2 separate regions of the Homo sapiens genome follow, and region 1 is linked to region 2. A link is a contact called in ENCODE Hi-C data. All regions are on one chromosome and are shown on one strand. Each heading gives the region's core, a stretch centred on a gene start or an enhancer-like site at or near the end of the contact. The rest is flanking DNA. Distances are from core to core; before and after follow the strand shown. Region 1 has its middle 16 kb from the start of CD2. Region 2 holds the start of GDAP2 (ganglioside induced differentiation associated protein 2).

The links. Hi-C counts contacts between places; a loop is a spot of excess contacts on that map. Pooled maps may share reads with other maps.
Region 1: a pooled map shows a loop between it and region 2 (7-fold over the local background). The contact joins the enhancer-like site here to the promoter of GDAP2 in region 2. A Hi-C loop is called at or near these places in 2 of 50 pooled maps.

Annotation. Positions count from the first base shown.
Region 1 is chr1:116,736,687-116,740,917 of GRCh38, forward strand. It overlaps the pseudogene NEFHP1. Among named protein-coding and RNA genes, the nearest start is that of CD2, 16 kb to the right of the region's middle. RefSeq lists enhancers at 1,421-1,720, 2,189-2,398. Within about 2 kb of position 2,250, at least 5 of the 41 ENCODE cell types and tissues checked have a DNase peak (open chromatin) inside an H3K27ac peak, as active enhancers do.
Region 2 is chr1:117,927,535-117,931,383 of GRCh38, forward strand. GDAP2 (ganglioside induced differentiation associated protein 2) reads right to left here and starts at 2,087. Exons shown (of 14, transcript NM_017686.4): 1 at 1,914-2,087. WDR3 (WD repeat domain 3) reads left to right here and starts at 2,205. Exons shown (of 27, transcript NM_006784.3): 1 at 2,205-2,248. RefSeq lists enhancers at 2,012-2,306, 2,188-2,357.

The sequences.
Region 1 (4,231 bases), core at 1,000-3,499, 1.2 Mb before region 2:
AGATCTCCTCCAACTTCCCTCTCCAGCTTCACCACCTGCCTCCCTCCTCTGCTCAACCGGAGCAGGTATTCCCCGGTTCAGTGCACTGAAGCCTGGCTTCTGCCATTTCCTCTGCCTGGAAGGTCCTGCATCTACCTCTTTGTGAACTTACAACCTGTTTGTCTCTTCAGGACCAGCTCAGGTACCACCTAGCTGGAGTCCCTTTGGCCTCTGGTGAATTCCATGTGCATTTCTCCCAGGTCCTGAGGTCCCTGGGTATCTGTCTCATCTCCTTCATCTGTCTGAATCCCAGAGAAGAGCAGGTGCTGCTCTGCCTTGTTCATATCTGTAGTCCTTACCTCCCTTCACTCATAGGCAGCTGCAGATACAGATGGGGTCTGGAGAATTTGGGGATGTGTTGGAGGGATGGGGTGAGAGAGGAGGTCTGGAGAACTCCATGTTCATATCCGATTCTGTCAGAGTTTGAGAAGTGCAACAACAGAAGTAGAACTAACTGACATGCCCCTATGACAGTGAAAAGAACACAGGTCTTGGAATCAGAGAGCCTGGTCTCATCTCCTTGCTAAGTCTCCTTAGACAAACCATTTACCTTTCCCAAGCCTTGGTTTCTTCAACTACAAAAATGTGTATGCCACAAGGATATTGTTTGGATAAAAGAATATCATTCTTGAGGGGGGAAGAAGTGTAAACTGGAAAACACTATGCAAATGTAAACGAATGTGTAAAAGATGTTCTAACCAGTGAAATTGACAAGAGTGTGGCTCAGGTTGCTGCCAGAGGGTGGCAGCAGCAGGCAGGGACTTTGGCCCACGGTCCTTTGAAAAAAGCTACCCTGGAAACTGCCAGAAAGGGATACATTCGCTGGGTTGCCCTGAGATGATCAGCTCATCTGACTGAAGAGATTGCCCTCTCTCCTGGAGTGGGATCTGGCCAGGGCTGAACCAAACCCCAGAAGTCTTCCCTTGAGTGATTTTCCCCAGATGTTTTTTACGGCCACCCTCACCATCACGATGCTGTCCTGAAATTTCCGGCATTCGGTGTAGGTGTTTTCTTGGTGACCTCATCTAGTCTTCACCACAAACTTTTGAGTATAAGTGAGCAGGCCAGATTGTAACTCCTTCCCACAGATCATCATTTTTTTTTTTAAATTTTCATTTTTATAGAGACAGGGTCTCACTATGTTGCCCAGGCTGGTCTTGAACTCTGGCCTCAAGCGATCCACTTGCCTTGACCTCCCAAAGTGTTGGGATTACAGGCGTGAGCCACGGCACCTGGCTGCACCTCACCATTTCAGACATGACAAAACTGAGGCCCAAAGAGGTTACTTTGAAGATCACACAGATACTAAATAGGAAAAAGTTAGAATTTGCATTTTAAGCCTGGGTTTCTTTTTTTAGCTTGAATTCCATTACATCATCACTTCTTTCACCTTGCTTGTTCAGTTATTCATACAACCAGCACTTTTTGGGCTCTTGCAGTTTGCTGGAGAGCTGCATAGACTTCCTACTACTTAGCCATGGTGGCCGCTCTCCTGGCCTAGGCGAGCCGATGTCTCCCACCCTTTCTGTTCAGAGCTAGGGCCTCAGTCTATCTTCCTCTACTCTGGGCAGCAGGCGCCACCTCCTTAGTGTTCTGGGGCTCATATCCCAAGCCCAACAGCTGAGAAAGGGCTCTGTCTCCCCCTGCTCCCTACATCACAGCTTCTTAGATCACAATCTCACAGGCCCTGCTGGCTTTATACTTAGGCAATCCTGAGAAATAACTAGGAAGAGGAGGGTAACAAAAACAAAAATAAAAAGCAGAGAAAAGTAACGCATACCTAAGGAATCATATAAAGTTTCCTAGTTCTTCTCAATCTACAGTTCACGACTTCTCTGCTACGAAGTCTTCAAGCCCTGAGCTTGAGTTCTCCTGACTTACTTCCGAAGGTGAAACTTCTCTATTTTGTCTCTTTTATTCTCTTAAGTTGGCCTCATTATCAGGAACATAGAGGCAATCTGGGAAGAAAGCTGACATTTGTTGAGCATCTCCTAGGGCCAGGCATCGTGCTAGACCCTGGACACACGTCACTTCATTTGACCTCACAATAGGCTTGAGAACAAAGCATTTGTCTTCTTTTACAAATGTGGAAACCGAGACGCAAAGACATGAAATGACATGCCTAAATTCGTGTTTCTAGCATGTGGTGGCTCAAAGCTCTTTTCCCTTAAAGCACATGATTATACAGCTAGCAACAAGCATGTACCCCTTCTCTCAGAGGTGTTTAACGCTTGGGGGAATTCCAAGGTCAGTGACTTTCATATCCGGAACCCAGGCTTCACACAGGAACTGGCACTGTGGGCCGATTCTGTCCTCTCTGCTTTGTGGGTGGGAAGCCCAAGAGGAAAAGAAAACTCAGTTTTTGCCTTGGAGGAGATAACACCTGACAAAGGAACAAGCTCTCAGAGACAGACTTTTTGGCTGGAAAAGAGTACATCTGCTGCCATGGTGCATGCATTGGTGGCCGATAACATTAGGCTGCTTTTGTGAGAACACTCACCTCTTTGCCTGGCAGTGACAATGTTTGTGGAATCTGATTTTGCTGCTGATACTGATACTGAAATTCTGCTGTGATCATCTAGATACAACCAAGATAAACATCAATAGGACCTGGCCACAGACACACAGTGTGGCCTTTCTGATCATCACTGAAGCCCTGGCAAATATCAGTTTTTTTTCTTTTTGTCGTTTTATAAGCACTTTGTTTTATTGCACAGAAGCAATTGAAACTGGACACAGGTGGAAAGTGCGCCCTGGCATAATTCAGTGCCCAGTGCCCGGCCCCACCTGGACCACTCTTCCAGAATAGAGGTCTCTGGGCAAGGGCTTGACCACTCCTTTGGAAAACAGAAGGCATTTGGGAACAGGTTAAGACATCTCAAGCATAATGTGTTTCTAACTGCTTGTGGTCATCTGTCAGTTGCACATAGAGGCAATAAATGCACTTATTTGGAAAGGAGGGGGGCAGTTTTTATAGTCAAGTATTTACGTATGGCATTTGGCATGTATCACATTCGGCTACATAAGCTATCATAACATAATTGTCCATCGCCTCGGGAGGGTGTGGGGGCAGGAGGCTGGGATTGCCCTCTTTTGCTAACATATTGCTAATGAAGTTCCTGTTTGAAGAGGGAGGCCCTGTCATCTAAGCAGTTTCTTCTTACATAAAAAGTAAAAATTGCATTACTCTGATCCTTGAGCTCCAGGACCCTTTTGAGTTTCTTTGGCTGCTCCAGACATTCCTTTCTCCCTGCCTTACTTCCCCTTGGCAGCCTTGTCTTCTGTGGCCTTCTCTGGAGGCCTGCTGTCTTTTTGGTCTGTGCTGGAGGATTTTTCAGCCTTTTCCGCCTTAGGTTCACTGAGCTCCTTTGAGAGGGTCGTCTTTGGCTTTGGGTCTTGGGTTTCTCCTCAGGCTTCTTGAACTCAGTGGCCTTCTCCTCCTTGGTATCTTTTTTCTCCATTGCTGCTGCCGCCTCCTCCCTCTCTGCTGGTTTTCTGGGTTCCTTGGCCTTGGCATCATCTGGTTCCTTCTTGGCCATCTCTGTCTTCTCTTTGGGTTTAGCGTCTTCCTTCACCTCCACCTTGGCAGGAGCCTCCTTCTCTAAGGTGGCTGCTTTTTTCTTATCTTCAGCCTCTTCCTTCTTGGCTTCAACTTTGGATTCTTTGGGCTTTTCGATGGCAGCTTCCTTCTCCTCCACCTCGGGCTTTGGAGCCTCCTTGTTGGATGACTCCTCTTTCTTGCTCTCCTTCTCTGTTTTTGGCGTGGCGGTAGCTTTCTCTTCCTCTGCCTTCTTTGCAGGCTCTTTGACTTTTACGTCCTGGGGCTTCTCCTCCTCCTTCACTGGGGACTTCACCTCTTCCTTCTTTGGGATCTCCTTCTCGGGGGCCTTGGCATCCTCTTTCAGGGGAGACTTCACCTTCTCTGGGAACTTGACCTCCTCTTTGACAGGGCTTTTGGCCTTTTTGGGGGATTTATCTGCAGAGGGCCTTGCTTCCTCCTTTGCTGGAGTGTTGGCTTCTGGAGACTTCACATCAAGAGTCTTGGCCTTCTCAGGGGACTTTGCTTCTTCCTTCACTGGGGACTTGGCCTTCTTTGGAGACTTGGCCTCAGCCAGTGACTTTGCCTCTTCCTTTGCTGGGGACTTGGCCTTCCCGGGGGGACTTGATCTCAGCTGGAGATTTTGCTTCCTCT
Region 2 (3,849 bases), core at 837-3,336:
CGGGTTTACCATTCTTTATGACTTTGTATTTCAATATTTAACAGTTCAGAGTACATGAGGATATGTGTGCATACCATACTTAAGAATCATTTTATGCCACCATCCAACACCATACTTAAGAATCATTTTATGCCATCAGAAAGACATTTTTTAAAAAAGATTTTCAGATTGGAAGACTAACTGAAGTAGTCAAATATGTCAACAATAAATACAGTATAACAAGAACATTCCTAAGCTTGTCAATGGCTTGGGTCAAATTTAACATCATAATTCAAAAGCACCCAAAGAACATATCCTAACAGTAAATTAGTAGTACCCCTTCATATTAAATGAACTGCACTATGTTTTAATTGTAAATATTGATATATTAGGCATTTTGAAACTTAAATAAGGAAGTAGAGTTACATCCTTGAAACATTGTATAAGGAATTTTGTAAGATGCATTACCTTACCACTCACAGTTGCTCTGATACCAACTCTTATTAAAATCATTTTTTTCCATCTGTGGTTGTCCCATCCCATAATATTTAATAATATTAAGATAGTTTTTTAAGAAAAGGTAAAATCATGACTCATTCAAATATAAAACCAAACCCGTGTTCAAGATTTTATTTAACTCAAAATGGAACCAGGCAGAGAAGATAAAGAAAATCCCAGAATTAGACACCTTAGAGCAGGAATATTGAAATAAATGTGCAAAAGGAGGCAAAACTTCCACTGAATCTCTGAGAGAATTCGCATGTCTTGACAATAATTATTTAGCATTGATGTCACTTACCTAGTTTACGTAACTGAAAAATAGCTTTTTTAGAATTAGTTATTCCAAGGGGTGTTAAGATAGAATCTAAACTATGTAGTTTTCCATTGAAGCACACACTTCTCCCCATAATAATATAATGCACAGCACCTGTCAGGGATATTAACCATACATACCCACTCAAATGCTCCCTTTCCCACCAAGCTTATTAAAATAATAGTTTGTGGCCACAATTTCTTCCCTTCTCATTTATCCAATACACAGCAATCTTGTTTCAAAACTCCTATGCTGCTACAGCTGTCCACAGTCTCATCATACGCATTCTTTGCTATTGCAATTTTCTTGAATATGGAAGATTAGCTGAACATGCATTAAGCTCAGGAAACTCTAAAGAAAATCAGATAATGTAGACAAAAGTCTAATTTCTAGGCTGGCTGCAGATACCTTGTTCAAGAAGCGCCGGCAGGATCTTCTTTTGTACAGCTATGTTAGCTTTAATTTTGCACAGCTCTAGACATCAGAACTCATTTCTAAACACTTCTATGCAGCTCAAGAATAAAAGTAGCAGAAATGCAAGAGAGAAAAGCTAATTCCCACTTGGTGAAAGAGCACTTAAGTCTCAGTGAGCAAACAAGGAGGAGTCAGCCTTGGTCACTTCCCCCTCAAGCGGCCAGAGAGCGGAAACACAAAGCCAGGCCAGTGTCACTCCAGGGATTGCGGGAACCTAGACAACGCACCATCCTGGGCTCAGCGTCTACCCACCCCTCACCCGAGGTGCTCTCGGTTCCGTAGAATGTCCAGTCCACAGGAACGGCAACACGGACTTGTCTTTGGGACTACAACCAGCAAGAGCTCCCGCCTGCCCCATTTCACCTGCACCCTAGGGCGCCCGCCTCCTTGGCTACAGCACCACTGTTCCTAGTGCCCGCCGACTGCCCACCCTTTCACTTCTCGTAGAGACGGCGTCCCCGACAACGCCTCGGGAAAGAACCTAACCAACATGCGAGGAAGTGGCGCCAGGCTCGTTCTTCAAGAGAAGTGACAGAACTAACCCTCAGCCTGCAATCCTGACCAGGGCCGAGTCCCGAGCGCCTCGGACCGCGCCCCCGGCCCTCTCCGCCCCGCCTTCCCTCCCGGCCTCAGTCCCTCCTCTCACAGCACTCTGGTGGTCCCATCCGGGCGGCGGGCGGCACGGATCAGGCTCCTGGTAGAAGGCGGCCGAGCGACATCTCCGGCGACCCTCAGCAGGAGCGCGCCGAGTACGGCGAGTCAAAGTCCCAGGAGACTGGAGTGACCAGCTGCAAATGCTCTGGGCTGCGAAACACCGGCTTCCGCTCCTGGCCAGAGCTCACCAATCAGCGCCCGGCTTTCTCCGTCATTTCCTCCTAGAAGGCAAAGGGAACCTCTGGCGGAAGAGGCTTCCGGAACGGACCCGGAAGGGGCAGGTCTTGTGGGCGGGTCCAATCGGCTGGGAGCCTCGTGGAGGCTGAGGTGAGTCCTGGAGGTGCGTGGTTGGGGCGGAGAGCATTATCTGCGGCTCCGATTTTGCAGATTCTGGCTGAGGCGTTCGTGATGTCAGCAGCAGCCGAGACGGGCGTGTTAAAGGCCGGTTGCTAGGGCTGGGGGAACTCAGGTAACTACGGGCGTCCCCACAGCAGTACTTGGAAGCCCCTCAGCTACTCGGCGCGGTTGCGGGTGCTGAGCAGAGCTGCCTGACCGTGCGTGTGCACGGGCTGGCCTGAGGATGATATGACCGTGTGTTCGGTGTGTGGAACCCTCCGTCACCCTCCCCTGACCGAAGACTCGTTTAGGAATGTGTGGCAGGTCTGTTGCCACGGTCCAGGCCTTCAGTGCATCTTGGAAACATCGTTTTGGGGGCTGTAGGTTAGGAAGCGGAGATCATGGGGTCTCGGAAGAAGGTTTGGTCGTGAACTGTCAGAAAGGAGGCGAAAGCTGTGCACGTGGAACAAAGTGAACAGTGCAAGTTGTATGGGAGGTAGTTTAAATATCGAGGCGATGAAAAAAGGCTGCTAGAATTGGGCTTACTCGAAAGGAAGTGGGCCTCAGAAGATAATATTAGTTAAAAGAAGTAGAGGAGAACATGGATGTTATTCTAAGTAAAACGAATAATATGAAGAATACAAGGTCGCGGGACGAGGAAGGAAACTAGCCAGCCTGACAGGAAGGTTTATTCGAGAAATACGGGGGTTAGATAGGATGAGTTTTTGGAAACTGGCAAACGATTTAGCCTTTTCAAGGCTTTAGGATAGGGAAAGCTCATTTGAAAAGATTAGTCGGTAGTATTATGACGTTTAAATGAAAAGAGTGAAAAACATGGAGGCGGAGGTGCTAGGTGGAAAATCAGTGCAGTAATCCAGTGATAAAGAGCTGGAACTGAAAGTGCTGGAGAGAAAGGGATCCTGTTTCAGAGTAACAGTCAGGTGGAATTGACTAAAGAGAAAGAGGCAAAGAGAAGCAGTTTAGCATAGTGGTTAAAAGCAGAAATTTTGGAGTTAGACTGGCTGGATTGGGATCTGGCTTTGGCAATTAGCTGCTAAATGACTTTGAGTTAGCAATTTGCCATCTCTGGGTCTGAGTTCCTTGTCTGTAAAATAGAGATAGGAAGAGTGACTTCCCTTGTGGTGTTATTGTGGAGAATTTGTTTATTTATTTTTAGAGACAGAGTCTCACTGTCACCCAGGCTGGAGTGCAGTGGCGTGATCATAGCTCACTGCAACCTCGAACTTCTGGACTCAAGTGATCTTTCTGCCTCAGCCTCCCCGAGTGCGTCACCATGCCTGGTTAATTTTTTAAAAAATGTTTTGTAGAGATAGGTTCTTGCTGTGTTGCCTATGTTGGTCTGAAACTCTTGACTCCTAGGCCTTGGCCTCCCAAAGTGCTGGCATTACAGGCATGAGCCACCATACCAGGTCCTTATGGATAATTTTTTTATGCTCATATTTACAATGTGCTAGAGGCTTTTCTAAGTGCTTTGCATATGTTAGCTCGGTTTCATTAATTGCTGTATGTAATTAAACAATTGCATAATGTTATCAGTTACTATAGCGTAAGCACTCTCTAAATCTTGGCTG